2 separate regions of the Mus musculus genome follow, and region 2 is linked to region 1. Evidence: chromatin loops called from intact Hi-C (ENCODE). Cell type or tissue: heart. All regions are shown on one strand. Links, peaks and the distances in the headings refer to the core of each region. The heading gives the core; the rest is flanking DNA.

Region 1 (15,406 bases), core at 4,311-12,310:
CTCCCCCCCAAAAAACACATTAAGATTGGGCAGCCATGGGTGTAGAGGCAGGTGGATTTCTGAGTTCGAGACCAGCCTGGTCTACAGAGTGAGTTCCAGGATAACACTGTCTCGAAAAACCAAACCAAACCAAATAAAATAAAATAAAATAAAATAAAATAAGATAAAGGGAACGTGTTATAGATGACAAGCCAGCAGGATGGTACAGCTCAGAACCCACGCTCCTTCTTCATGCTTGACTTCTATTCAAGGAGGTACAGGGTGTGCTGGTGACTGCAGGGCGTATAGCCCTAGCTCAAGCCTCCCTATGCTGTCTCCTCCCTGTCTGTGACCCTATGTTCTTCAGTGTCCCCGAAGTGGGAAGGCTATTTATCCCAGTGGACTGCGGGTCACTGTCAGAGCCTTCCTCTTGGGCCAGCCGAGATGTTTCTTTTGTCTTCACTTGGAACGCATCTGTGGTGAGCTCCCTGGGTTCGACCCCATCATTCATCAGTCTCCCAAGTCAGAGCAGCGAGCCCCAGATAGCCTCTTATCTTTACTTCCCAGCGCAAGGACCAGACCGTGCGTCACCGTGTCTCCGTGGGGCCTGAGGCTAGGCTCTCATGCATGCATGAACTTTGTGGTACTGACTGTGAATATTTCGTCCATGTTTTATGGAGGGGTGCTCCACGGCACATAGGACGAGTGAGGTAGCTGGAATATGCCACGGGTCCTCAGTAATGTGACTTCCGTAGAGGATAATCTGCATTGTGGGGGCTTGCAGAGAGGCCTGGGTTTATGGGCCTCCGATGGCTGGGTGAGGTTTCCACCTCCCCCCTGGAAAATGGACGCATTTTGGGTGGAAATACCTTTTGAAAGCTTTGCTTCGTTTTCAGATATAGAAGTGGAAAGTGGTTAGATTTCATCAGAGAAGCGTAGCTTTGAGTACTGGACTCTCAGACACAGTGTCTCTGTTTATAAAATAAACAGTACAAAGATGAAGGGGAGAATGAATTTTAATAGATCGCTGGCTGGACGGGCAAGCAGCGCCCTTTGGGTCTCATTACTATGTAGAAAGAGGAAACTTAAAGCCGCTATCTTGGGAAAACAGGGGCGGTTCCTAGGTGGCCGCCCTCCCAAGATGATCCCGCAGCAGCTTTGAAAAACATTCTTTTTTTTTTTTTCGTTTGGAGACAGGGTCTGGTCTGTAGCCCAAGCTGGCCTCAAACTGATGATCCTCTTGCCTCGGCCTCCTGAGTGCTGGGATGGTGGCCGGTGCCCAGATCCGTGGCAACTGCTTTTTTAGGTTGTAGCACGAGGATCTGATTTCTGGGATCCCGAGGTCAGGCAGCTCACTGTGCAATGCGGTTCTCTTTGGACTACAGACTTGCTCTTCAGTGACCGTGTCCTCATCTTTAAAGAGAAGAAGGTGGTGATAGGAAGTGGGGGGGGGGGGTAAGAGGCACACCCGGGTCAAACCCTAGAGGGAGGCTCCACTTTCTCCTCCTCCATCTCTCCTCATCTCTCTCTGTCTTTTTGTTGTTGGCCCATCTATTCCGTTTTCGGGTACCTTCTTGGGACGCTGTGTCTCAGTTTCCTCTTCTTGAAAACGTGTGCATCTGTTTTCTTCTCTGACTCAAACCCTTGTAGAGGAAGTGCCCACTTTAGCCACTAGTTTTAGAGGGCCAGTTGGTTCTGGGGTGGCTGAGACCCCTCCCATATTCAAAGACGACCCCCCCCCCCCCAGCGAGAATAGGACAGGAAGTGGGCGTGGCTGTGACCCTCAAGGCCTGCCCCCAGCAACCTAGTTCCTCTAGCTACAGCGATGCTCTGCCTCCTAAAAAGTTTCCACAACCTCCAAGACAGCGCCCCCTGCTGGTGACGAAGCATTTCTTACACGTGAGCCCGTGAGGACTTTTCGAATCCGGATGGCATGACTGTTGCGAACCACATGTTGAGTGTGAATTAAAACAAACGCTCCTCCCCTAAGTAGTGGGCTTCCCCCCCCCCCAGGGTATTTTATCGAAACAGAGATAAAAACTAGGACACTCGCCATTTTAGCAAATAGCCTGGTCTGAAGAACAGGCATGGTAGTGAAAAGCAGAACCGGATGTTTCCTAGCCCGTCATGCCCATTTCTTTCTCCCGCATGGTTTCCTGCTTTCTTTCTTCCTGAAAGAGGGTGTTGCTCTGTTGCCCTGGCTGGCTCAGTACTCTGTAACTCAGGCTAGCCTCAAACTCTTGGTCCTCCCACCTCAGCTGGCTGAGCGCTGGGACCACAGCCCAGTGCTGCGCACAGCCTTTGCTGCCTTTCAGAAGGTGCGTCACCTGCTCCTCGCTGAACCCCCGACGGCAACACCCTCTGATTCAGCTGCTTCTGCACTGACGGCTGGGGCTGAAGTACTGGTAGCACCCAGAGCTGGGCTTCTTGAGGGACAAAAATCACAAGTTGGAGAGGAAAACAGGGCAACGGAGGCTGGGCAGGGCGGGGACAGTTCCTGCTGGCTGGCTACCAAGCATTGAACGCTGTTGCTCTGTGATTTCCAGGGGGGGGGTTGCATTTTAATTAATTTGCCTTGAAATTAGCATGCCCCGATTTCCCTTGATCCAGACCCAAACTTGCAGGCATATCTTGTTGCAACGAAATACTTTCATAAACCTGGAAAACACGGCACAGGAGACAGGAGTAGAGGAGAGGGGAGAGACTCAAGGAGGGGGCTTCTCTTTTTATGTTCTTGTGCACAGCCTTGAAGATACATTTGTAGGTGACATATTCTTGACTGGCAGCCAGTAAGGGGGGGGCACCCTCTGAGTATGAGGGTCTGTTCCTCTACTTTATATAGGTTGGGAGACAAGATGGCTCAGTGGGTAAAGTGCTATGCTTACAAGTGTAAGAGCCAGAGATGGGGTGTGGGTGTAGTGGGGTAGAAGGGGGATGGTAGAAGAACGGGGGGTGGGGGGGCAGACACGGATACAGGGGACTGGTCAGGCAGCATAACCTAAATGGAGAATTCCAGACCATGGAACCCATACATGCCTTCAACATGTACTGACGACCTGCCTCATTTCATAACAGGCCATTGGCTGACGAAGGTCCCATGAGTGACTCAAAGGATGTACGTAATTCTGCTAGAACAGCGATAGTGAGAAAGTCAGGCAAGCCCTAGCGATCATGGAAATGCAGAGAGATGGGAGCTCAAGGTGCGATGTGTCACGGGCTGAGAAGAAAGCCACCAGGAGGACCGAGGATGGCTTTTGATGGAGGAACGGTGGAGACTGTACCATAAGCTGCCCCACAGGTAAGGCACATGTGGGGCCAGGTGTGCTCCGAGTTGACTTCCTGCTCACACACGGGTGTGAGAAAGTGGATGATTGGCAGGTATTTTCCCAGGCGACCCGGGAACGTGGCCCCCCTCCTCCACCTGAGCTCAGATATAATGTTATAAGGTTTGTCTTAGTCCCGCCTCCCCCCCCTCCGCCATTGCTTTAATAAAATTTGCTGAAAACAAAACAAAATAACAACAATAACAACAACCACCAACAACCTAAGGGAGAAAGAGTTTGTTTGGCTTATAGTTCAAGGGTACAATTTGTCACGAGGGGAGGCCAAGGCAGCAGGAGCTTGAGGCAGCTGGTCACATGGCGTCCCCAATCAGGAAGCAGAGAGCAAAGAAAGCAAATAGTGTCCAGTTGTCCTTCCTCCAATCTATACAGCCCAGGGTGCCCTGCTCAGAGAATGGTCCTAGCTGCAATTAAATGGATCTTCCTACATCAATTAAAATAATCAGGATACCGCCTCACAGGTGTGCCTGGAGGCAGGCCTTCCAGGTGATTTTATTGCTATTTATTTATTTAATGTGTATGGGTGTTATGTCTGCATATCTGTGTACCGCATGATGCAGTCCCCAAGAAAGTCAGAAGAAGACATTGGATCCCCTGGAACTGGAGTTACAGATGGTAGTGAGCCACAAGTGGGTGCTGAGAACTGAACCCTGGTCCTCTGGAAGAACAGCTGGTATTCTTAAACACCAAGCCATGTCTCCAGCCTTCTTGTGATTCTAGCTTCTGTTCAATTGACTACACTAACCACAAGGTACATACATTAAAAAAACAAATCTAGCCGGGCAGTGGTGGTGCATGCCTTTAATCCCAGCACTTGGGAGGCAGAGGCAGGCAGATTTCTGAGTTTGAGGCCAGCCTGGTCTACAGAGTTCCAGGATAGCCAGAGCTACACAGAGAAACCCTGTCATGAAAAAAACCAAACCAAACCAAACCAAACCAAACCAAACCAAACCAAAAAAACAAAACAAAACAAAAACCAAACCAAAAAACAAATCAATTGCAGTTTAACATGCAATGGCCTGTAAAGTAAAACTAAGAAGAAAGTTCTGGAATACCCTAAAGTGTAAATCCCTTAGAAGAACAGTTAACTAAACAGATCCAGGGGCCAGTGTGCCCTCCCCTGCCCCCAAGACCTCAGTACCCTGGAGGCTGAGGCGGAAGGGTTAGGGTGAATTTGAGGCCAGTTTGAACTTTATGGTGAGTTCTGTGCCAGCCTGGGTTACAGAGTATGACCCTCTTTTGGGAGGTGCAAAGTATGTGTTTTGAAAAATAAACCTTTCTGAAAGGCATCAGAGAGCTTTCTTCTAGCATGTCAAAGTGCTGGTAGCTCCTAGCCCCACCACCAAAGGCCCCCTCCAGGATTCAGGATGGCATCCCTACTCTCCCATTTGTCCATTTATGTTTTGTTCAAAACTAAGAGCGGAGCAGAAGTTAAAAGCACAATTATTCAATATGCTTGCTTTACTTGAAATACTTTTTTTATTCATTCTGAGTTGGTTCCTGGAGGTTGGCACTGCTGGGCCATCCCCTCTCCTTTCCCCCCATCAATTGCAAGAGTCACAAGTTGGCCGGCCATACTCTACTCTGTCAGCAAAGGTTTTGCTTTTTAAGATTTTCCCATAACGTTACCTAAATTGTAATTCCTTTTCAAATTAGTCCTTACCCCAGCTGGAGGACTTGGCATGACTAGAGTCCCCACACTTACCCATGTCACCTCTTTGCCCACATTCATGCTGGTTTGTTCTTGAATTTTCTTGTCCCTGAGGATGACACAGAGCGACAGATTCTCCAGGGAGCAAGGTTTCTCTGAAGCAAATTGTTTCTGTCACAGTTTGTTGAATGAATCATTGGAGACTTCAATCCGGGAGGTTTGGGCTGGTTCTTTTTAGGAGGAATGGAGTCAAAACGTCCCGGCCTAAAGGGCCCCAGGGGCACATAGACCAGCCTCAGCAAGGCAGCCAGGGACACTCCACTTCCTCAGCCACAAAATGGGGGTGAGATGCAGTTCTTGGCTGAGGGGAGAGTCTGGAGGCAGCCACAGCTGCGGTAACCCAATGCTCATCTGAACACAGCAAACACTGTAAGGCTTCGGACATAATTGTGCAATTGTATGTACTGTGTTTGTACAGCGCAGAGCGATTCTTGTTCAGCACAGGCCCCGCCCCCAGTTATGACAGTGTTTACCTTGGTTGTCACTCTCTGAGGACTTACTGCCTGTTAGTTATTCTTGAAAGCTCCTTTTTTTGTGGTTATCCTTTTTTGTCTTCCCAACAGTGTGTGTGTGAGTGTGTGAGAGTGTGTATATGTATGTGTGAATGTGTGTAAGTGTATATATGTGAGTGTGTGCGAATGTGTGTGTGACTGTGTATGTGAGTGTGTATATGTGAATGTGTGAGTGTGTGTTAATATGTCTATGAGTGTATAAGTGTGAGTGTGTGAGTGTGTATAATGTGTGTGTTTATGTGAGTGCATGTGAATTTGTGAGTGTGTGTGTGTGAATGTGTCTATGAGTGTATAAGTGTGAGTGTGTATAATGTGTGTGAGTGTGTATATGTGAGTGTGTGTGAATGTGTATGTGAGTATGTGAATGTGTACGAGTGCGTAAGTATGTATGTATGAGAATGTGAGTATGTGAATGTGTATGTGTGAGTGTGTGTGTGTGTATGAGAATGTGAGTATGTGAATGTGTGAGTGTGTGAGTGTGTAAGTGTGTGTATGTGTGAGTGTATGAATGTGTGTGTTCCCACGGGTTCGGCTGTACACCTGTGTGTTACGCTTCTTCCTCCAATACAGTCCACCTTATTTTTGAGACAGGGTCCCTGAATCTGAACCTGGAGCTCATTGAGTCTGCTAGATAGACTGGTCAGTGAGCCTCAGGCATCCTCCTGCTTCTGCCTCCCCAACCCTGTGGTTACAGGTGTACAGATGGGCTTGGCTTTTCTCTTGTTAAAAAAATAAGATGTGGTGATGGTAATGGTGATGGTGGTGGTGGTGGTGGTGATGGTGATGGTAATGGTGGTGGTGATGGTGGTGGTGGTGGTGGTGGTGGTGATGATGGTAATGGTGGTGGTGGTGGTGATGGTGGTGGTGGTAGTGATGGTGATGGTGGTGGTGGTGGTGATGGTGGTGGTGGTAGTGATGGTGGTGGTGGTGGTGGTGGTGATGGTGGTAGTGATGGTGATGGTGGTAGTGATGGTGATGATGGTGGTGGTGGTGGTGATGGTGATGGTGATGCATGTGCTGGGGATGGAACCCGAAGCCGCATGCATGCTTGGTAAACACGCTACCATTATGCTGTATTTTCTGCTCTTGCCTTTTCCCAACCCCCCCCCCCCCCCGGCATGGTCTCTGGGGATCCAACACAGGTCCTCACGAGTATGCAGTACACACTTATCAACTGAGCCATCTCCCTAAGCCTCCAGAAACTTCTGTAGCACCTTCGTAGCCTTCAGAGGCTCAGAGAGGACAGGCGAACTTGTCAAGGTCACACAGCTGGTAACTTGGCTCAAGTCTGTGTGGCTTGAAGGCCATCTGCAAAGCCTATATGGGTGGTGACACTGGTTTTGTGTCACCCAGACCTGTGTCACACCCAGGTGGATGTGAGCCAGGCCAGCAGAGGCTGCAAGCAACTCTGTGAAGGGGCAGGGACTTTAGGCTGCATCCAAGGGCCTGGCAGGCTCTGCAGCAGGAGGAAGGAGATGTCTGGAGCCTCTATCAAGGTTCTCACTGGTAGGGGTGAGGCCTTTTGCAGGTTGTAGGGTAACCCTGCAGCATGGGGTGAGGAAGGGAATCACACATGGCTTTGCACTGGGGTGCTTGTGAGCTGCCAGGCTACCTTCTTTGGGTATATTTGGGTCTGAGTCCCCCGCCAGCATCATGGTTCTCCCCAGACTCTGTACAGAGGTCACAAAGTGGGGAATGGATCTTTGAGATTTCTTCCATTTTTAAATAGGGATACTATGTCGGGTTGAGGGGCCTTCCCCAGACCCCTGTAGTCTGAAGACTGCAGAATGGGTTGGTTTTCTTGCCACACCGCCTTGGATTCCAGCATCCTGGCATCTGTGTCGTTCCCCTGGTCACTCGCAGTCCGTCTGTGCGGCTGTCAAGTTCCCTCTGCCCAGAGCACACTCTGGGCAGTTCCCTCCTGGCCATTAGAGGTGGACTGTAGGAACTGGGGTTAGAACCTAGGCCTCGGGGCTAGAGAGATGGCTCAGTGGTTAAGAGCACTGACCGCTCTTCCAGAGGTCCCAAGTTCAATACCCAGCAACCACATGGTGGATCACAACCATCTGTAATGGGATCTGATGCCTTCTTTTGGTGCCTCTGAAGAGAGCAATGATAGAAGAAAGAAAGAGAGAAAGGAAGGAAGGGAGGAAGGAAGGAAGGAAGGAAGGAAGGAAGGAAGGAAGGAAGGAAGGAAGGAAGAACCCAGGCCTCCCTCCCTCTGAAATCCAGATGCCCTGTAGAATCTCACTCCCACCCCCAAGCCATGATCTCTTCCAGCAATGTCTGGTGTCCTCTCTCTCTCTCTCTCTCTCTCTCTCTCTCTCTCTCTCTCTCTCTCTCCAGCTCCCAGCCTGCCCACCTTTCCCTGCTCTGGGCTCTCTGGGGTCTTTCCTTAGCCTACCTCTCATCTCCTTCTGGCCACTGGCTGACAGGCTCTTGGATTCTTCCTGCAAACAACCCTGTGATGGCTCTCTCTACTCCAAATTACCTGTCCTCACCAGAGCTCAAAGGTCGTCAGTGTGCCACGGTCCGTGTAGAGCATGGCAAATGCTTGATTAAGAACAGGTTTACCCAAGGGTCTAAGGTTGTGACACTCCGTAACTGACTCCCCCTGTAGTTTTACTTAGGGGGGCTGTGCTTGCTTTAGCACCCCAGCAGGGCCGTAGTTCTGGGAACCGATCTGTTCACAAATGTGTGGAGATGGGAATTTTGAGATGATGCCTTGGCTGGCTTCTGTTTCCAACAATGCCTGGGGTGATGATGGGTGGAGAGACTGGCCAGCTCCCCCACTCTTTTCCTTCCCAACCCCAGGAAAGAGGCTGTGGGCCAGGGGAGTGTGTGGATTCAGTGCTGGACAGGGGATCTTATGTCTGGCCTCTGTTGACTTCACTAGAGCCGAGCTCTGCCAACTGATAAGGTCAGAGCGAGGTCACGCCCAGGGTCAGATGCCCGAGGGGAAGTGGTTGTTACACATGTACTCTGACTTCAGAGCCAGGGCCTGGCTGCCACTTGCTGGTTTGATATAGCCATGGTGGGCCTGTGAGATTGACTATTGATGAGCTACCCAAAGCTCCCCTACTCTTGAAATGACCTTGGTTCTGTCCTGGATCAGGACTGTTTTCTCTTATCCAAACAAAAGGAAGACGAGGCAGTGGCCACAGGGCAGTCAGAACTGATAAGAAGATATGGGGGACAGCCCTGGAAGCTTGCCTGCTTCTTGACCAGCAGGCTCTGACTGGGTTCTAGGACTCTGGCAAAGTCAGTCCATTGGAATGTGGTCTAGAATCCCATTGGTCCTGGCATAGAACAGTGTCCAGGTCCAGAGAAGGACCTGGTGAGATCCACAAGTGCCCAGAAACCAACAAGTAGGCACCAGAGACAGGGTAGCTTGGACCTAGCCTTGATTTCTTTTGGCTGCCACGGACCCGAAAATTGAATTAGACAGAGCAAACACTGGGATGCATTTGACTACAATGAAGAGAATCTGAGATGTCCTTAGGAATGTTCTAGCAAAACCAGAACTTAGACATGTCAGGCACACCTCTGGACAAAGTCCCTGCCACCTGGATTTCTAGCTGTCACTCACTCTTGGTGCTTTGGCCAAGTACCTCCCATTTGAACACAGGGGGAAAAAAGCCACCTTTGGTGACTGGCAGGGCAGCTGCTGCCCGAGAGTAATTATGAAAACATGATTTCACCCTCTCTGTCCTTCTTAGGCCAAGCAGGGAGCTAATGGAAATAACCCCGAGGAGACAGAGTGAGGCTGCTTAAGGCACACATGACAGACAGAGCACCCGGCCTGCATCCTAGCTGGAGCCAGGAACCCCATGTCGTCCTGTGACTCTGGAGGAATCTTCATTCCTCAGCCTAGCTCCAGGGAAGCTATTTCCACATTTCCTGCTCCTCAAACCTGACGACAGGGCTAGGGAGTTGGTTCAGCCAGTGAAGTGCTTGCCATGCAGCCTGAGGGACCTGAGTTCAATCCCCAGCACCGGTGTTGAGAATTAAGGGTGGTTGTGCCAGCTTATAGCCCCAGTGCTGGGGGAGGGGCTGAGGAGTCTTGGTCAACAAGTACAGTCAAATACACGAGCGCCAGGTCCCAGTGAGACACTGCACCAGCTCGGTCTGTGTGTCAGCTTGACACAAGCTAGAGTCATCAGAGAGGAAGGAGCCTCGGTTGAGAAAAAGCATCCAATGGTAATGCATTTCCTTCATTAGTGATCAGTGGGAGAGGGTCCAGCCCATGGTGGGTGGTGGCATCCCTGGGCTGCTGGTCCTGGGCTCTACAAGACTGAGCAAGCCATGTGGGGTGGAGCAAGCCAGTAAGCAACACCCTTCAGGGTCTTGCCCTGTGTGAGTTCCTGTCCTGACTTCTTTCAATGATGAGCAGCAGTGTGGACGTGGAACACCAGATTTGTTAACCCATTGTGGCCTGGAGAGGAAAATAATCACAGCACACCGCATAGAGCAGAGCATCCCACACCCAGAGATGGTCAGGCGGCCCTACTTTACCTTCTGAGCCCCTCTCTCGTTCATGGCTTTCAGCTGAAGACAGGTCACTGTCGCGGGACAGGAATAGTCACAGAGCAAGGCTCTCTGGATGTTGGCATTATCAGAATGGGGTTTAGAAGGAGTCCCATGGTAAGGCTTGATTGGAAATGCTGGGAGGTGTTCACCGTAAGGCGAATGGAGATTTGAAGAAAAGCTCATGCTAGTGGGATGAGGATCAAGGTCGGTGTGCTGCGAACAGATCCGCTCGCCCCAATCCCCAGGGAGGGAACAGTCAGGACAACAGCAAATGGAAGAGAGCAGCTGGAGCCAAGGGGTTGGTAGTACAGTCTAACACATGAGACTCTGGGATCCCAGAAGAGAGGAAGGGAGCAGAGAAATAAAAGATAGATAGACCGACAGACAGATAGACATGTAGATAGATGATAGATAGATAAATGATAGACAGATAGGCAGGCAGACAGATAGATATATAGAAAATAGATGATAGACAGACAACATATAGATATGTGTGTATGTGATGTAGATAGATATATAGAAAATAGATGATAGACAGACAACATATAGATATGTAGATATGTGATGATAGACATATAGATAGATGATAGGTAGATAGATGATAGAGAGATAGGTAGACAGATAGATGATAGATAGGTGGATAGAGAGACAGACAGATGATAGATAGATGAGGCAGAAAAATAGTTAATGAGCTAATGACCAAGACATAGCAATGTAATGAATGAACCCCTGGGAAGCTAGCTCATGGCCAAAGTGCTTGTGTAAATGTGAGGCTCACAGCTCAGGTCTCTGGAACCCACCAACAGGTGGAGTGGGCATGGCAGCCCACCTGCAGCCTCAGGGTGGGAGGTGGAACCAGGATTCCCCAGAACAAGCAGAAAAGCAAGACAACTGAAACTGTCAAATTATGGGTTCAGTGAAAGATTTGTCTCAGAATATAAGGTGGACAGTGACTGAAAAAGACACCTCTGTATCCACATACACACAATGTGAACACACACATGCACACATACACACAAACACACAAACACATACATATATGCACAACACAGATACACACAAATGCATACATACATACACATATATACATACACAACACACATACACACAAATACATGCATACATATATAAACATACACACATACATACATACACACATATGTATACGCACACATATACACAAGTACATACACACCACATACTCACAGAAGCACACACATATACACACACATGCACACACACATATATACACACAAGCATACACACTACATACACACATATACATACACAGACATATACAAACATACACACATGTACACACACATATATACACATAGACACATACATACAAGCATACACATCACATATACACACCACGTACACATACACACATGCACACATATACACACATGTACATGCACATATATATATACACATACACACATACAAGCACATACATACACACACAACCCCCCCAAATATTAAATTAAACCCCTAAGAAAAAAAGCATCTAAGATGAGTTAACCCTGAGAAGAATAAATAGTTTGTATGCTGCATACAAAATAGTTAAATTTGAAAGCAGAAAGTAATAAGATAAAATTCTTCAAGGCAACCAGGTAAGGACTCAGTACCTGAAGGGGCTCCAAGGCAGAGCTGCAGAGGAGCCTCTCCAGGAATGACATGAGCCCTGACACACGGCAGGGCTCCCTTCATGGTGTCGACAGAGAGAATAAAGTCCTTTCAGCCAGGAACTCTCTCCCCAGTGAGAAACACCTTTCAAGAAGAAAGACAAGCGTATTTCTCCAGGCAAGTGAAACCCATGGAACTTGCTGCCAGCGAGGCTTGCCCTACTAGACAAACTGAGCTTATTAAGGAAGCAGTGAGCGAGAGGCGAAGTCCTGGGCGCGTGGAGCAAAGTGGAAAGAAAGTGCTGAATGTGGTAGGAACGGAGAGGAACAGGGTTTGTTTTTCTTCTGTTTAACTTCTCGAAAAATACGTGACAGCCTAAAGCAAAGCTGTTTACAATGCGTGCTGTGTTTACACCGTGTGTAAGAGTAAAATATACAGGACAACAAGAGCCAGGGTCCCTCCAGGGATGAGTGGGGAATGAGTGTGAGATTACTGCCTGTTCTGGAACTCTGTCACAACACTCAAAACCAGACCACGATCAAATCAAGATGTGGACTGCCAACCGCGGGGAAACCACTGGCTTTGTGAATGACGTATAAACACAACCGTTTCTCCCACATTAAGAAGAACCAAACACATGTCCAGATGCCCAGGCACCACCTGACTGCTCTGCCGCCTCTGAAGTGGGATCCTTTAGAGGTGCCCACATCCACCTTTGCTGTCACCCTCCCCCAGACCCTTTACCCAATTCTGTCACTTGTTGACATTGTCTGTCACCAGAAACTGGGTATCCATATACATCTGGATACATCTTGGGCTGAACTGCAGAATGCCAGGGCCTTCGCCGCCACCTGTAGCTGTCATTTCGCATGCTGCGGCTCTCCTTACTGAATCCTCAGGCCCTTGTGAGCTCAGCTGTAGTGACTTTAGGCATTCTATAAGACCTGGGTCTCTTGTTAGGCACAGGAGACAGCTGGAAGAAGCCATACTTCCCAAATCTACCTGGTCACAAGACTTTTAAATTTCTTTTATCTTATTTTTAAAATTATACGTGTGTGTGTGTGTGTGTGTGTGTGTGTGTGTGTGTGTGTGTGTGTGTTTGTGTGTGTGTGTGTGTGAGTGCAGTGCCCAAATAGGCCAGTAGAGGGCGCTGGGTCTCCTGGAGGTGGAGTTACAGGTGGTTATGGGCTGAGGTCCTTGGTGAAGCTAAGCCATCTCTCGAGCCCCACAGAACAGTTTGTGCAGGTAAGGTGAGGTAGGATGTTTTCTAGAACATTTGCCTCAGGGAGAGAAAATTTGGTTTCAGAATTGCTGATTAAGCAGCTGCTGCTTCTTTTTCTGCAAATGTATACATGGCTTTCACATCTAGTTCTGTGTGTGCGCACATGAGTGTGTGTGTGTGTGTGTGTGTGTATGTGCATGTGCCTGTATGTGTGCATGCGTGTGTGCTTGTGTGTGCGAATGCGTGTGCATGTGCGTGCATGTGTGTGTGCATGTGTGTGTGTGTACATTCACGCTTCACAGAGCATTCACTCAATGACAAACTTCACATGATAATGGTCTCATTAAGCTGTCACTGGTGGCAAACAACTTCAGTTTGGGGTGACACTGGCTTACCCCTCTTCTGTCCTTCTTGTCAGTCACCCAGTAGCCTAACATGCATGTGAAGTCACCTGCAGAACATGGTAGATCCTTGGTAACGACAGCAGCATGCAGTTTGGTGCTCCGTGTCAACCTCGGGCAGTGAGCTGTTTGTTGCCATTCCAGCATATTCTTACCCTTAAATAAAAGCTGTAAAACAGTTGCATCTAGAGTCAGGCTGAGTAACAGCAGTGACCCGCCCCATCCAGATTTGCAGATCTCTTACAGAGGCAGATTTCCCAGGATGCATTTTGGTCTGTTTTTGAAACAGTGAGCTGAGTAGTTGAGGCTGGCTTTGAACTTGGTGTGTAGCCCAGGCTAGCCTTGGACTCTAGGTCCTCCTACCTCAGCCTCCCAAGTGTGGACTATGATACCTGATTCCAAGAATACGTTGCTTATGCCAAACTCTGCCTCAAATCAGCATGTGGCTGTATGTGCACATGCACACGTGCGCACACACACACACACACACACACACACACACACAGCAGCAGCAGCATATCCACACACATGGGATATATTTGTGTATGTGCATGTTTGTGTCTCCCTCCTTACATCCTGTCTCCTGCAGCACAGATGAACACTACAAACACAGATTGGCCGTGTTTACGCCAATCACATCCACATCACGGTGGCCAGCAGGCTGCAGGGACATTGGACCACAGAAGTCTAGGGCTTGTGAGTCATGCCACCCAGGGTTGGGGGCCTGATGGGTGAGCTTGTCAACCTGATGCTTGTGGCCCTGGGTCCGTAGTTGACATCTGTTGTTATTAGACGCGTTCTCACGACCGGCCAGGAAGAACACCACAGACCAGAATCTTCTGCGGCAAAGCTTTATTCTTACATCTTCAGGAGCAGAGTGCAAGAAGCAAGAGAGCAAGAAGCAAGAGAGAGAGAAAAGCAAGAGAGCGAAAAAGCAAGAGAGAAAGAGAACGAAACCCCGTCCCTCTTAAGGAGCATTCTCCTTCGCCTCGGACGTGTCACTCCCTGATTGGCTGCAGCCCATCGGCCGAGTTGACGTCACGGGGAAGGCAGAGCACAAGTAGTCATAAGATACCCTTGGCACATGCGCAGATTATTTGTTTACCACTTAGAACACAGCTGTCAGCGCCATCTTGTAACGGCGAATGTGGGCGCGGCTCCCAACATCTCCCCCTATCCTTTTAATAAGAGCAAATAGGCCACCCATATTAATGAGAGTGGAGATAGAGGTCAAATCCCCAGTGTGTAGGTAAAGGAGCCATGTACAGGATTAGCTCTTAGGCTTACAGGCTTTTACCCAGAGCAACCCTGACCTGTTCCCGTGTCGTTTTGCCTGGGGGAAGGGAACTAGGACACTGAACCTTCATGAAAGATGACATGTCTCCCTAGAATAGGCTCATATATGCCGCAGAGCCTTTCCATTGCAGTGCTTAGCCTTGCAACTCTCTCGGGCTGCTGAAGCACACTCACTCTATCCCGTGCAATGAGTCTAGCCTCATGGGATATAAGAGCTGAGTGGCCAGCGACCTATTGCCTAAGCATAGATATATCAGGGGAAGCTCCATGTTCTAGTCCTGCAAGCGCCTGAGCAATAACCACCTTGTCTCTCCTAGTTTGGGCCTTAAGCTTACAGACCAATCAAAGAAGCAACACTAATCCACAGCAAAGTGTATCTCCAAATAATATTAATCCCACCCATTTTTTAAAGAAAGAAAATGCTGAGGAGATCCAATTGGGTAATCCTTTGGTCAGGGACAGGTCCAAGCGCGTGGAGTTGACCTGAAGTCTCAATTCCCGAAGGATCTGTTCAAATTCAGCCATCCAATTCTGTAACATATACTGAAAAAGACTTTTTGACAAATTAGCTGCCCTAGTAAATTTAACATACTGAATGGAAATAACACACAATCCCGGAAACTTTTGTTCACATCCCTGCTGAGTTATTTGTCATAATACATCTAGTTGTATCTGGACAAGATCTATGAGTTGATTAACCAGCATGAGACCTCTCTGTATCTTGACATTAGCTGAGGCCTGTTCATCTATGACTGTAGTCACTGAGGCTGACAAAGTGTTAATGG
Region 2 (15,406 bases), core at 3,638-11,637, 59 kb before region 1:
GAGCCAGTCACAATAGCACAGTAGTGTAAACGGGCAGGGTCTCGAGACACATTCCACGCAGGCCTTGCTGAGGACTTGAGAGCCAAGCAGACCTCCTTCAGGGTCCCACTGGGCTGGGGCCGGGTGAGCTTTTATTGGTGCGGACTGTTCCTGCTGACCTATGTGACTGCCCCAGCCTCCCCGCAGGCTGGCGCTGGCTGCCCCCCAACAGTTACACCTTATAAACCACCAGCGTGACCTGCCTGGGGTGCCTCTGGAAGGTGCTTCACGGTGCCTGGTAACAGAGAGTAAACAACTGGGCGATGTTTCCTCGCCCAGCTTCAGCCTGCCTTCGGTCTCCGAAGAAATAAAACAACTTACTTAATGGGTGCCCTTTAATCTTCTGCACCGGTGCCCTTCTTTACAAGGTGTTAGACAGAGGCCGTGCAAAGCTGAGCCTCGCAATGGGGTCAGTGTTTCCTGACAGGTGCTGGGAAGGTTGGGGCAGGGTGGGGGAGGGGACGGGGGGGGAGGGAGACCCCCCCCGGGGAACTCCCCCCCCTCCCCGCACAGAAGCACACATTTGCTTCTAACACAGCTCCCATTTACAAGGTGGTGGCAGTGCCTGGCCAGCTGCTAGAACCCTGTGGGCCCTACACCCTATGTCCCCCACCCTCGCTCTGCTCCAGCTCCTGTGAAATCCAACCCACAGGATAGGGCGGATAGTTCAGCTACTCGCTAACTGCAGCTCTCCTGGGTGCTCACGGGTGGGTCCTCCTCTTCTCCGTTTCCTCTTCCGGTTCCTTAGATGTCTTCCGGTTCCCGTTCCTTCTCTCTCTTACTCCTGCTCTGTGTTTTTCTTCCCCATCGTCGTCTTCCTTTTCCGCCACCTCGGTCCCCCTGGCTTCCTGCCATCAATAGGTGATCTCACAAGCCACCTTGCCTTTCTCTAGTCTGACAGTGGCCAGGAATGAAAGCCTCCTGCCTCAGCACCAGGAGAGCTCTCAGAGAAGGATTCTGGTTGGCTGATGCGGTCTCCCTGCAACCCTGAGAGTAGAGGCATGCGCAGATGCCTCTCACATCACTGCGGGCAAACATAAAACTAGAAGGTAGTGTTTGACTGAGGAGAGAGGTGGCTTGTATCAGAACTTGGAAGTTACTAGAAGAAAGACAATATACTGAAAGACTGGAGAGAGCCCACTGTGCAACCGGAACGGGTGCCAACACCAGGGCCTCTGGGAGCAGGAGACCCACGGCCCCCTGTTTGGTAGCTAGAGTGTGGGTGAAGTAGCCACTGTTCTTACACTGCTCTCTGCCTCCCTGACCCGTTACTGCCCAATCCGTTAAAGGACCTTTCAAGTGGAGGGTCTGGATTATTACTGGTGAGAAGGCCCAGTCTTTAGGACCCATTTGCTAGCCTTGTGTTTGTCACAGGGTTACATGGGTGAGTCCCACCACTGCCCGTTGTGCCCACCTGTGCCCACACATGCCCTTCTCTGGTTGTGTGCTCAATATATTCACCTTCAACTGTACCCTTCAGATCTCAAAAGGAGGTGGTGCTGTCAGCCTGATTAGTGTTCACGTTTGTCGTCTGTTGCTGTGGTAACCACAATGCCCAAAGACAACTTAGGAGAAAAAAGGGTCTGTTTCAACTTACACTTCCGGGTCATTGAGGGAAGTCAGGGCAGGAACTGAAGTGGAGGCCACAGAGGAACACTGCCTACTGGCTGGCTCAGCTAACTTTTCTTTTTAACTTAAAAAAAAATTATGGGCTGGTGAGATGGCTCAGTGGTTAAGAGAACCAACTGCTCTTCCAAAGGCCCTGAGTTCAAATCCCAGCAGCCACATGGTGGCTCACAACCATCCATAATGAGATCTGACACCCTCTCCTGGTGTGTCTGAAGACAGCTACAGTGTACTTACATAAAATAATAAATAAATCTTTGGACTGGAGCGAGTGGGGCCGGAGCGAGCAGAGGTCCTGAATTCAATTCCCTGCAACCACATGATAGCTCACAATCATCTGTACAGCTACAGTGCACTCATATGCATAAAACAAATAAATAAATATTTTAAAAAAGATTTATTTATTTATACATGAATACTCTATTTGCATGTACACCTGCATGACAGAAGAGGGCGTCAGATCCCATTACAGATGGTTATGAGCCACCATGTGGGTGCTGGGAATTGAACTTGGAACCTCAGGAAGAGTTGACAGTACTCTTAACTGCTGAGCCAGGTCTCCAGCCCCTCAGCTAGCTTTCCTATGCAGTTCAGACCTACTTGCTCAGGGCTGACACTACTGACAGTGACTGGGCTGTCACGGATCAATTATCAATCAAGCTAATACCTCAGGGACACAGCCATAGATCAATTTGATGGAGGGAGCTCTTCCATTAAGGTTTCCTCTTCTTAAGAGACCCTAGGCTGTGTCACACTGATGAAGTGGAAACTTTAGGGTTCTTTGGAAAGTCAGTTGTGTTGGATGGCGTTTTGTTGGGGCAAACACATGAGGGAGGGTTTTCCTGAAGTGGCCACAGGTGAAAGGCTAAGGCAGACTCATGAAGGAATATTTAACTGAAGCAAGAAAGGAATTTTTGCTGAAGCAAGCACACAGAAGGCCACATGATGAAGAATTCTTCACTAACAACACACATGTGTTGGTCTGCCGTACGCTGCAGAGTTGGGCTGCATTAGTTGGGACTCCATAGAGCAAAACAAACCAAAAGACTTTTGGTGGTGTGCTGTGGCTCTTGCTGCTTCCTCGGACTTGGGCTGATTGGCAGAGTGATGTCAGATGAGCCGGACGCATGTGCTGAGGCAAGAGCGATGAGGACACGGGATGTTTGGAGGGTATAAATAGGACTCGACAGACAGTGACGGGGCCGAGCTAGGCTTGTTTATAGAGATAAGCCGTGCAACATTTGTGGGTCACAAGTCTTCACTGATCTTTGCTTCACCAAGAGAGGCAGAGCTGCGATTCAGTTTGCTATCCTGACTCTACCGAACTGGACTGCTGGTGAGTGGATTGAGCTGCCGCTCCTGACCTGTGATTTCCAGACAACACAGACGGGAGTTGCTCCAAAAAGCCATTTCTAAACAGGCCCACTTCTCCCATATCCTTTCTTTCCCACTGCCTCTGGTGGGTGGTGGGCTACAAGGGAGGTTAAAGCGTTTAAGAATCATCATTAAAAATAGGTGTAGGAAAACTTAAAGTTACCTGCGGATGCTGACGATAAAAGCTAATCAGCTGAGAAAAGGCTTAGTGTCACCGTGCTCTGTTGCCTAGGAGCTCTGAGCCACACATGACCCCAGATGTTTTCATCGAGGGAGGGCGGTGGCACTCTCTATCCTTGGTAGTATTGGAAACCTCTCATGGAATAAAAATGCATGGTTTCTCTGGGGCTGCCGTGACAAGCAGGGCAGGCAGGGCCACCCTGGACTATTAGCCCTGAACCTTCATGCTGTAGTTGGCAGATCATGTGTAGCAGCCCTCAGACGCTTGGGCCTTCCATCACTTCCTAATAAAGATGTGCCAGCTTTAGAGAAGGACACCATGCACTCGGAGTGAACTGCCCATTGTCACAAAGTTAGGGAGCCATGTCAGCATTCTGGCTGACTGCTGGATAAAGTATTGGGTTCTTCACCCCCTCTCTGCAACCTGCATGGTTGAGGGAGAGAACTGACTCCAGAAAATTGCCCTCTGACCCTCCTCCCCACAGGCCACGGTACATGCATGCGTACACATTCACCCACCTACCCACCCTCATGCACAGACTGGATGGTGACTAAATAAACCAAACCACAGCCAAGCACATTGCAATGTGTAGCCCTTATTTGAATTCTGGTAGAAGCAAACTGTTACAAAATAATTTACAGGAGAACGAATTGTAAATCAGGAGAGCCATTTGATACTTTCTGTCTCTGGGACATGATGTGAGTTTTGGGTGTTCTGAGGGGTGGGGGCTGGGAGGGCGGGATGGAGATGCAGCGAGCTTGGCCGTGAGCCCACAGTTTCTAAAGCTGGGGGTGGGAACCCCGGGGTTCCTCTCTGTTGTGGCGAACGCTTGACTTTTTCCATAACATGAAGCAGGGGAAGGGCACGTTCACTCGCCCCAAGCATGCCGCTCTTGGAAACAATTCAAGCGATAGAAAGGCGAGGCAGAGCGGCAAAGCTGTTCTCAGGACGACTGGCGAAGAGTTTGATGTCGCTGTGTCCAGAACCTCCAGTGTCTGTATAAACAATCCAGTGTATTCATGCTTTCTTACACAAATGGGATTATATGAGGCTCAAGGGTCTGCAGCCTGCTCTCTCCACTCACGTGCCGCCTGCCCGCGGCCCATCCTTCAAGTCGGAGCTTCTGCCTTCCTTTTCAACTTCGTGGTGTTCTTTGTGTGGCTGTGCTGTAACCCGCTGGGTTCCCTCTGAGTAAACTCCCGGGTCTTTACTGTTGCACACGTGGCCTGCTTCAGCGAGTATCACTGCACATGTGTGTCGGCACACTTGTGTGAGAGCACGTGTGAGTATGAACCTCGGAGCTTGGCTGTGTCAGAAGGCCTCCTGCCAAGTGTCCTGGAAATCCACAGTCCTCTTGAAGGTGGGGTGGCAGGCCAGTTTCTGGCCCATAATGCAAAAAGCCCGCTGGTGGGCTGGGGCTCGGTCAGTGAAGTGCTTGCCTCAGACGCATAAGGAGTCATGGCTTTAATCTAAAGCCATACAAGCTGGGCTCTTTTAATCTCAGTCCTGGGGAGACAGAGACAAGGGCATCCCTTGGGATCACTGGTCTATCAGGTAAGCTCCAAGCCAGAAGAGCACCTACTGTGCTCTGCCCACAGATGAACTGAACACCGACTACACTCTGTCCATGGTAATCTACACAGTCCTCGAGTGTCCTGGGACTGGTCTTAGAAACTCCACTGTAGTGGGGGTGATCCTCTTAGATGTTGGGTCACAATGACATTGTGAAAAGACCTTCCTCCATCCAGGCAGCAAACATCTGCAATCAAGTACAGCAAGAGAGCAGTACTCAGGCAGCCACGGAGTGCGCCCGTGTCACCTCCTGTCCCCATACTTTATGAGGTGTTCTCCTTCCTCCCCTAGCTCATCCCTGTCTCCTGAGCCTGGGATGACCTGAGGCTGTCTGAACAACAGAACCAAAGGAAACGGCATTGGTGTCCTCCTGAGAGGTCATGTGAGTCTCATGTATTTAACCCAGGCTGCATGTCAGAGGGGCAAGCCATGTGGAATAGCACTGGAGAGAGAGCGAGAGATAGAGATAGAGATGAAGATGGAGATAGATATGTGTGTGTGTGTGTGTGTGAGAGAGAGAGAGAGATGTGTGTGTGTGTGTGAGAGAGAGAGACAGAGAGAGATTTGCGTGTGAGAGAGAGAGAGGGGGGAGAGAGAGAGAAAGAAAGAGAGAGAGAGAGGTTGAAAGAGAGGAAGAGAGGCTGTGTGAAGGAGCTATGTGGCCAGTCTGGCCCTATCCCAGGCCATCACTACAGGACAGGCGGAAAGCCCCAAGTCTGTAAGTGGGAGAGCTGCCTGCAGACTGAGCGCTGCTGGCCAATGGGAATGTGAGCTACAGCAGAAGATGTTGTTCTAAGCTGTTGGGTCAGGGGGACGATTTGGCGATGGACAAAGCTGTCTGACACACATTTCCTCACTCCATACTGACCAGCCGGTGGACATCACTCCTTCCACATCCCAGAACGTTAAGAAATGAGACCAGTCCCACGCCAGATGTTAGAGCCCAGCCCAGCTCCTCGCTTTCAGACTGGCAGCCTCCGTGGGTCTCCACTCATGTCCCACTATGTCTACCCTGCCCACTTCACCCTGCCATGGTCCCATATTTATAGAGTCTAATGAACCACATCTGTCATGTACAGGGGTGGCCTCTACCAGCTGTACCTCGTTTTGTGAGTCTTGTCACAGCTGACCCCTGGGAACTACCAATAGGGCTGCTGGTGGCTCACAACTGTCTGTACCTCCAGTTCCAGGGGATCTGACAACCTCTTCTGGCCTCTGCAGGCCTGTGGTCCACAGATATAAATGCAGGCCAGATGCCCTCTAGACTCCTAAAGCACCTCCATTGTTACTTTGATACAGTAATGCACCTCTATGGTTACTTTGACACACTAATGTGCATTGATTGTTACTCGGACACACTAATGCACCTCTATGGTTACTTTGACACACTAATGCACCTCTATTGTTATTTTGATACTAGGGCCTATGCTTGCAGCTTCAAACACAGCATGCTTTAGTTTTCTTTCTGGAAAATGCTCTGTGAGGCAAATGAAAAAATTCTAGTTTCCTATTTGAATTTTTTACTTGGTCCAGATAAATCAGGACCTCATACTGTAAACCTGGAGAGAATAGGATGGTTGCGCCCACACAAAAGGGACCTCTGTTCTGGCAGCTGCATCTGTCCCTCGGTCCCCTCCTGATGATGTCTTCTGGGGGAGCCTGCGCTGGCCCAGCCCTGCAGCCATTTCCTGAGCTTGCTGACAGAGCTGGCTGCACAGGGCTTGCGCACATTCCAGGGAGTCTCGCCGGCGAGGCCCTTGCTCCAGGCCCAATTTCAACAAACACAGACAGACCACCACAATCCAGCTCTCGACGTGGGGCTGGCACCGCAGGCCTTGGCGGTGGGAACATAGATCACTGTGGCCAGGGTAGCAGATGTGGGCCTTTCAGGTCCGCCAGCCCCTCGAGTGGGGGGCCTACCAGAGGCTGCAGGTACAGGGGCTCCAGTGAGCTCCAGGGTGTAGGGAAAAGAGGCTGGGCCTACTCACTGGGGTGAAACTGGACTGCCCAGAGCTCATCAGAGCATCCAAAGGCACTCCATGATCCCTGTGGCTTTGGCCCAAAAGCAACCTCCAGACAGATGGGAATCTGCGTTTTCGGACGAACATGAAGAATTCTTTGAAGACTACTCATCTTCCTGTCCTGTTTGGAAAAGTTGCCGGCTGAGGAAAAAGGAAACCGCCCGCCCCATTAGGGTCCCGGGTCTGGGGTTGCAAGGATGGAATTTGGAACTTTCTTGGAGAGTTTACAAGAATTCAACCTGTTTAGAGAAGGGTTCTGAGGAGCCCAAGGGCTGCATGTTAGGGAAGCACTCACCTTCCAGGGACACACAGAAAGACGCCTCTGAGCGTCTGAAGGCTGGATGGAGGTGAATCATTCTTAGGGTGGAATGTCCTGTCTCTCTCAGCTCTGAGCTGCTCTGGGATGGGAAGCTGGCTCTCTCATCTTCCAGTTCCTGACTTTGACACTGATATGGGCCTTGGGCTGGTCCTCTTCAGTTATATCAAGAGAGAAATTGTTTTGGGGCATTAGTGGCATTTTAAGGATATTGATGATAGAATAAATAGCTGGCTTAAGTAGAGCATTTAAAACATTTTTTAAAGTCAGTGCACAAAGTAATACATTTTTTTCCATTTTCTTTTTTTGGTGTGTGATGTATATGTACATGTACAAACACACACACACCCCAAAGATTGTTTTTTTGTTTATTTTTTATTATTTTTTATTTTTATTACACTGGGTATGTAAGGCCACATTCAGTTGTGGTTGACACACTTGGAGCATGTCCCTCCTTACCCCTTTCTTCCCTTCCCTCGGTGACAACCAAGAGTCTGTTGTTTTGAGATGTATGCTATTGTAATTTGTTGGTTTCCCTCCCATCACTGACATCCACTCCCTTCCCGCTCACCCTCTTCCTCCTCCCCAGAGACCTCCTCGAAGCATCTAGTTTCCTGAAAACAAAGGCATTTCATTGGTTTTAGTCACCGTCTATGTGTCACCAGCAATTAGCAGGAACCTTGGATAACCAGATTCTCATCAGGACAGCCTGGTTTTCAGCCCTTTGCTGCTGGTGTTGACTTCAGAGTAAGACGGAACAACTGGTGCTTAGGTGGACTGTCCCTGTCCAGGCTCCAACATAGCCCTCTCTCATGACGTTTGGGAAAAGGAAGGTAGGGACGTGCAGAAAAATACGGGGACTTGAGTTACTTAACTGCTTGTTGCTGGCTTCAAAAACAAACAAAACCAAAACAAAACAACAAAACCAAAAACCAAACCAAACCAAAACAACCCGACAGTGCTATCAGAGTGCCGGCTCCACAGCACCTAAAACAGAGAAAAGAGGGCATCCAGTGGAGTGCTCACTCCAGGTTCCAGGCTCCTCCCAGCCTTTGAGGGAGAAGAGGCCCAAGTCTGAGGTCTCTTGAGCTCAGCAGACGAATAGCTGCCTCCCCTCCCCACCCAGAGTGACAGAGCCGCGTGTCCACTGCACTGGACTCATAGGCTTTGCAGAGACAGATGCCACCAGTGGCGGGAAGGTCTGGGCTCAGCAGGGGCTTAGGCAGCTGGAGCCCTCCTTAGCTGTGAAGCAGCTTTGAGGCTCAGGGATGCATCCCTCCAAGTCCCAGCATCAAAATGACACTGAGACAAGACCCCAGGTCAAACGGGTGTCTGCTGCGGCAATCAGCTTTGGGTGCACTGATGGGTTTATGTTTTCTTTGAGACAGGGTCTCATGTAGCCCATGCTAGCCCATGCTAGCCTCATTTTCTATGTTGCCAAGGAAGACCCTGAGCTCCTGACCTTTCTGCCTTCACCTCCCGAGTGCTTGGATTATAGGTGAGCCACACCATACCTGGTTTGTGCTAGGCTGGGGCTGGAACCTTCATACATACATACATACATACATACATACATACATACATACATACACACACACATACATACATACATACATACATACATACATACATACATACAGGGCCAGCACTGTATGAGATATATTCACTATGTAGCTCAGGTTGGTTTTGAACTTAAGGCTGTCTTCCTGCTTCAGGCTCTTGCATGCCTCTGGGATGACAGGCATGAACTACTATGTGTGGATTAAGGACACCAGTGCAGGGGGCTCCCTGAGGACCTGGTGGCTCTTTGTGAGTGGCTGCCTGTTCACAGGGTTACAAGGAGTCGAAGGCTCTAGCCTGGCGATTTCATGAAGGGACAAGAGTGGGGTGTCTGAATGATGTTCAAGCCCATGATGAAGAAGCCAGGCCGGGAGGTTCCTGGGTAGAGGAGGAGGGAGGGAGATGGGGGGGGGGGGGAGTGGAGGCTGAAAAAACAGAGGCCGGTGGAGCTGTAAGCAGTTTCTGCAAACCTTCCCACTGTCTCCTGTAACAGTGACATCACAAGGTATGACTGGAGAGTGTGCTCCAAGCCTCCTACTGCGGCACACTGATGGGCTGAGGATGGGTGGTAGGTAGGGCTCCTGTGTATAGTTGCTCGGGTTGTACACTGTACAACCCTGATGGCTCCACTCACATCACAGAGTAACAGGAATAAACTCTTATTTCAGCATGTGCTCACCCCAGAGGTCTCATCTGGGCCATGCACGTGCTTCTGTCGGGGCCATAGTCTATCTAGTGGGGTAGCTTTCAACCAGGTACAACCTGGACAGCAGAGGCTCCCACACAGGCAGGGGCATGATGGTGAAGAACTGAGAGCTAGCTGGGGTGTGCAGGCACACAATTAAAATCCTAGACTGGTAAGATTGAGGCAGGAAGAGAGTTCGAGGCTGGCTTGGGGTTTGATTCGCCCAAGATTCGCACCTCATCTACCTTCTCCCACTCTATGTTGCTTCCCCTCCCATGTTTCTTCCCCGCCCCCCCCCCGGGGGGGGGGTTCAAATTCGACCCTTTTCATCTATTGGCTGTGTATGTTCAGGTGATTTGCTTAGCCTCTCTGTACTTTAGTGCCGGGACAGGAACATTCCGGAGGACCAGATTCCCTCAAGGTTTAAGAGGCCCGAGCCCCTGCACAGCTCTCTGAGCACCCTAAGCTTGGTCTGGGGTGGGGCGGGGCGGGGCGGGGCGGGGCGGGGCGGGGCGGTTGGGACGGTTCTGTTTATGGGGCTTCATTAGGAGTTGCCGTGCGGCATTGTGATTATTAAGTATTTAGAGATAGTGCCTCAAAGAAATGCAGGCAGGGTAAACGGTGAGACGCCCTCCCACGGGCTGGGCGGGATGAGCCTGTGCATTTGAGTTTCAGCTGAGTTTATTTTTTTTTTATTTTTATTTTTTATTTTTTTTTTTTTTTTGGTTTGCTTTAATATCCAAAGACCTGCAGAAATCGGCTACAGGGTGGGAAGTTAGCCAAACCAGGCTCCGCTCCGCGTGGGCGCGTGTGAGGGCTGCCAGGGCTGCTGGGATTTGATCCCCATTGAAAGGCAGTCACTTTCCACCTGTGAAAACAGTTTTCCAGGGAGCCGAGGAGGAGGGCGGGGGAGGGGCCTTCCCTTCTCACCAGGCTCACACCCGTGCTTTTTATAATGGACACCTTGAAAAGCTTTTTAATGTGCTTGTTTGTGTTTTTAAACGTATAAAATGTTATCCCTGGCGTTTCCCATCAGCGCGTGTCGAAATGAGCCACGCGAGATCTAACTCAGGGTCATGCCGGCCTTGAACGAGCCCTGGGAGCTACTGGGTCTCCATCAACCCGCCCCCACCCCCAACCCTTGTTGAGGAATGCGCTTGGCTCCAGGTACAGGAAGCTGACAGCATGAACCTGACAGGAGACAGGAGGCGTGACAGGGGGGCGGGACAGGGGGTACACACATGGTCCCACTGGCATTGAGCAAGGAGTTTTTAGCCATGGGAAAGGCATCAGGTTTTGCATTCTTTCAGCTTCTCATCTGCAAAATAATAACAGTGATTCCGCCTATGACCCCAGGAGTTTCATGGGGCTGAAGTGGAAAATGGATAGAATTCAATATGCTGGTCATTGTCCACAGCAGTGATTTCTACACAAGATGACAATGACGGTGATGATGATGGCGGCGGTGGTGGTGGTGATTATGGTGGTGGTGATGATGATGGTGATGCTACTGCTGTGGGTGTTCTTGGTGACATTGATAAATATTACTTAATTGTTTGGAGACTATGGGGTCCCTGTTTTATCTAGGGCAATTTAAAGGAACTCCATCACTCTCAGGCCTTTGCCTGCTTACATCGATCCACTATTAAATGGAGGCAGCCTTGTCCCCTGTTCAGCGTCCTTACATTTATCAACTCTTATGATTTGTATGTTTCTCTCTCATTTAAGAGCCTTTAAGATTAGTCTTTTCTATTTAAAAACACCTATCATCTATCTTCTATCTATCTATCTATCTATCTATCTATCTATCTATCTATCTATCATCTATCTACCTATCTATCATTGTCTATCATCTATCTTTTATCATATCATATCTATCTATCTATCTATCTATCTATCTATCTATCTATCTATCATCTATCATCTGTGTATCAACCATCTATCTATCTATCTATCTATCTATCTATCTATCTATCTATCATCTATCTTCTCTCTGTCTATTGAATGCTCATGGTGTGCACTGTTTGCACGCATGTCTGTATACTACATGTGTGCCTGGTATCTGAGGAGATCAGAAGAGGGCATCAGGTCCCCTGGGACTGGAGTTACAGGTGGTTGTGAGCTGCCATGTGGGTGCTCACAATTGAATTGAACTTGGGTCTTCTGGAAGAGCAGTCAATAGTTTTAAACACTAAATCACCTCTCCATCCATAGAAAGTCTTTTCACAAGTATGTCAATCATCCTCTACCATCTATCCACAATCTACCCATCCACCCATCCATCCATCCATCCATCATCTACCCATCCACCCATCATCCATCCATCCATCCATCATCCATCCATCCATCCATCCATCCATCCATCATCCATCATCCATCCATCATCTACCCACCCACCCACCCACCCATCCATCCATCCATCCATCATCCATCCATCATCCATCCACCCATCATCCATCCATCCATCCATCCATCCATCATCCATCCATCCATCCATCATCCATCCATCCATCCATCCATCATCCATCCATCATCCATCCATCATCCATCCATCATCCATCCATCCATCCATCCATCCATCCTCCACCCATCCACCCCAAGCTGCTCTTGAAGCTCCTTTAGTCGAATAGTCAGGATCTTATTTGATTTTGGACACGTTTTAGGGTATAATCAATAAAGACCTTATCTGTCTCAATCTGTTTTACTCTGGAGGAATGTTCCCGGGGAATGCCAGAACTACATGTTTTACCTTAGGTCTCTAACTCCCCCGCATGTTTTCTACCTCCTTGTTTCTGTGACGTATTTTGTAGGATTCTTTAGCTCAGTCTTCTAATTCACTGATTTTCTCCTCTGCTGTGTCTAATCTACCAACTGAACAAGGAGGGCGCAGGTGGGGCGGAGCAGAACAATTTCACTGCAAAACAGAACTTGGAGTCGGACATGACCAGGAAGCAGGAGGAAGCCATGTTCATTTCTCAGCATCTTGGAGCAGTGAGGTTGAGCTGTTTTCTGTCACCCAGGTGGGTGAGAGCTGAGCCCACTTTATAAGAGCTAAAAGCCAGCTGTTCCCTATACTTTCCAGGGTTGTATGATGCATGCAAACGTTTATTATTTTTTTTCATTTATAGCTCTTTGGGATTTTTAAATGAGAAAATTTAAAAAAGCAATGGCTCAGGACACGTGTGTGCTTGAGCAGAGATGTTCTGGGACACATGGCTTGTGCTTAGCACATGATTTTGCCTCAGAACTCTGGAAGTGCATCTCAGCGCTGGGGAGGCAGAGGGCTCTCAACATCTACGAACCTGGCATTTGCTAGAACCTGACTCCTTTTCCTCATTTGGAAATGGATTGTAAACATAATATGGCCTTCAGAAACGTGAGATGTAAGTGGGCTTTTCTGTTGTTTTGAGGCAGGGTTTCATGTATCCAGGCCTTGAACTTGCCGTGTAGACAGGGATGGCATTGAACCCCTGGTTCTCCCGGTGACCATCCTTTCTCTGGATGTGGAGGCATTTTATCAAGTAGGAACCGTTTGTCCTGGAAACCTTCCCGCCTCAAGAGCTGGCATCTGAGCTGGGTCTTCCTCCCGGGAGGCCGTCTCCTACCACGAATGCCAGAGAATTTGAAATCCATTCAAATGTTTTCTTTACACCTTGTGAGTTTCAGGTTGGCCTTTGGCATGTGAAGCTGGCACGATCCACACTCCTTCCTCATGGGGGCTGCTAGGCTTACACGGAGACCGTGTGTAGAATCCCCAAGTGGTGCCTGGTGGGGTTGAGGCAAGCATGTATGGATTATACATGGAGTCCTTCAACCATGCTGAGCAGATGACAACGCCTGCCACTTTCAGAGTGCACTCTTGTCCCTTCTATGTGCCACGTGCTGAGTATCTAAAGCAAACTTGCTATCCAGCCAGGAGCATGGACTGGAGAGGCCCCAATGTGAAGGGACTCCTGGTTTTGGTTTTTGTACTTGAGAGAGTGTCTTAGTCAGGGTTTCTATTCCTGCACAAATATCATGACCAAGAAGCAGTTGGGGAGGAAAGGGTTTATTCAGCTTACATTTCCACATTGCTGTTCATCACTGAAAGAAGTCAGGACTGGAACTCAAGCAGGTCAGGAAGCAGGAGCTGATGCAGAGGTCATGGAGGGATGTTCTTTACTGGCTTGCCTCCCCTGGTTTGCTCAGCCTGCTCTCTTATAGAACCAAGACTACCAGCCCAGGGATGGCCCCACCCACAAGGGGCCTTTCCCCCTTGATCACTAATTGAGAAAATGCCTTACTGTTGGATCTCATGGAGGCATTTCCTCAACTGAAGCTCCTTTCTCTGTGATAACTCCAGCTGTGTCAAGTTGACACAAAACTAGCCAGTACAGAGAGTCTTTTTCTGTAGCTCAGGCTGGTGTTGATCTCATGGGAGCCTCCTGCTTTAGCCCCCTGACTTCTGGGATTACTGGTATGAACTATGAGGCCTGACTAAAGAGATTCATTTATTCATTTGGTTATTATATATTAATTATACTTAATTAACATATAATTCTTGACTAGTCTCCCAGAAGGGACTTTCTTCTCTAAAGATGTCATTGTCGTCGTTATCATCATCATCACCATCACTGTGTATGGGTCCACGTGTGCATGATGCGTGTGGAGGTCAGAGAACAACCTTGTGGGGTTTGTTTTCTTCTTTCACTTTTCCTTGGGCTCCAGGGATCAAACCTGGGACACCAAGCTTGTGCCGTGAACACCTTTATTCCCTGAGCTATCTCTCCAGGCCTGGAAGGGACTTTCTCATGGCCAGAGAATGTAGAAGTGGCAGAGATGGGAGCGGTTTCTTTGGCTTTCTATGTTAGTTAGATCTGGGTTTTCCTTTTACTCAGTCAACAATGGACCACTCATCCACCCAACCAACTATTCAACTAACCAATCAACCAACCAACTAACCAACTAATGAACTACCCACCCAACCAATCCAACTAATCAACAAACCAACCAATCATCAACCACCCACCCACCCACTCAATCAACCAACTATTCATCTAACCAACCAACCAATCAACTAACTAACCAACTAATGAACCACCCAACCAACCAATCCAACTAATCAACAAACCAACCAATCAACTAGCCAAGCATCCACCCACTGCTAACAACTCACAACCAACCTGTAAGCTATAGCTCTCCTAACCAGTAACAAACCACCAGTGACTAGTCAAATGACCAAGCAAGCAGTTGGACATCAGCAGCTACCAACCAGCCTGTTTGGGGTTCTGTCAGTCTGCTGGGCGCTAGGCTTCGGAGAAGTGAGCACATGCCCTGGCGATTGTGCAGGAAGGGAGGATTATCCAGCTTCTTACAGCCTCTGATGCCTTCCACACCTGGTGTGGTTACACCACGTGTCTTCATATTCCCAGTGGCTGGCACAAAGTGGAATGTTGGTGACATATGTCACATACCTACTTTAGCTGTTCCTCCCTCCCTCCCACTCTCCCTCCCTCCCTTCTTCCCCTCTTTTTTTTTTTTTTACCATTTTTTTTTATTACGTATTTTCCTCAATTACATTTCCAATGCTATCCCAAAAGTCCCCCCCCCCCCACTCCCCTACCCACCCACTCCCACTTTTTGGCCCTGGCGTTCCCCTGTACTGGGGCATATAAAGTTTGCCTGTCCAATGGGCCTCTCTTTCCAGTGATGGCCGACTAGGCCATCTTTTGATACATATGCAGCTAGAGTCAAGAGCTCCGGGGTACTGGTTAGTTCATAATGTTGCACCTACAGGGTTGCAGATCTCTTTAGCTCCTTGGATACTTTCTCTAGCTCCTCCATTGGGGGCCCTGCGATCCATCCAATAGTTGACTGTGAGCATCCACTTCTGTTTGCTAGGCCCCGGCCTAGTCTCACAAGAGACAGCTATATCACTCTTCCCCTCTTTCTTCTCTTTCCTTTTGTCCCCTTCCCTTTCTCCCTCTTGCTCCTGCCCCACTTGCTCCCCACTCCCCCAGGCTTGCTCCAGCCCATAGGTTCTTTATTTGTTT

What was found. A loop is a pair of places that touch in the nucleus more often than their neighbours do. Peaks named below come from ENCODE experiments on the same cell type or tissue, not always from the same donor. Only the 100,000 strongest peaks of a DNase experiment are listed, where the experiment ranks them.
Region 2: a loop joins it to region 1, with 1.8 times the contacts of the local background. A loop is called at or near these places in 1 of 42 quality-filtered maps.

The regions. Positions count from the first base shown.
Region 1 is chr8:121,411,240-121,426,645 of GRCm38, reverse strand. It overlaps Gm26747 (a long non-coding RNA gene), which reads right to left and starts at 8,019. Exons shown (of 4, transcript XR_879271.1): 1 at 7,948-8,019; 2 at 5,026-5,235. In heart, for the core only: no CTCF peak of the experiment used is centred there; a DNase peak (open chromatin) is centred at 8,415; H3K27ac peaks cover 544 bases.
Region 2 is chr8:121,469,503-121,484,908 of GRCm38, reverse strand. No RefSeq gene overlaps it. Among named protein-coding and RNA genes, the nearest start is that of Gm26747, 59 kb to the right of the region's middle. In heart, for the core only: no CTCF peak of the experiment used is centred there; no DNase peak of the experiment used is centred there; H3K4me3 peaks cover 1,014 bases; H3K27ac peaks cover 1,571 bases; H3K27me3 peaks cover 1,256 bases.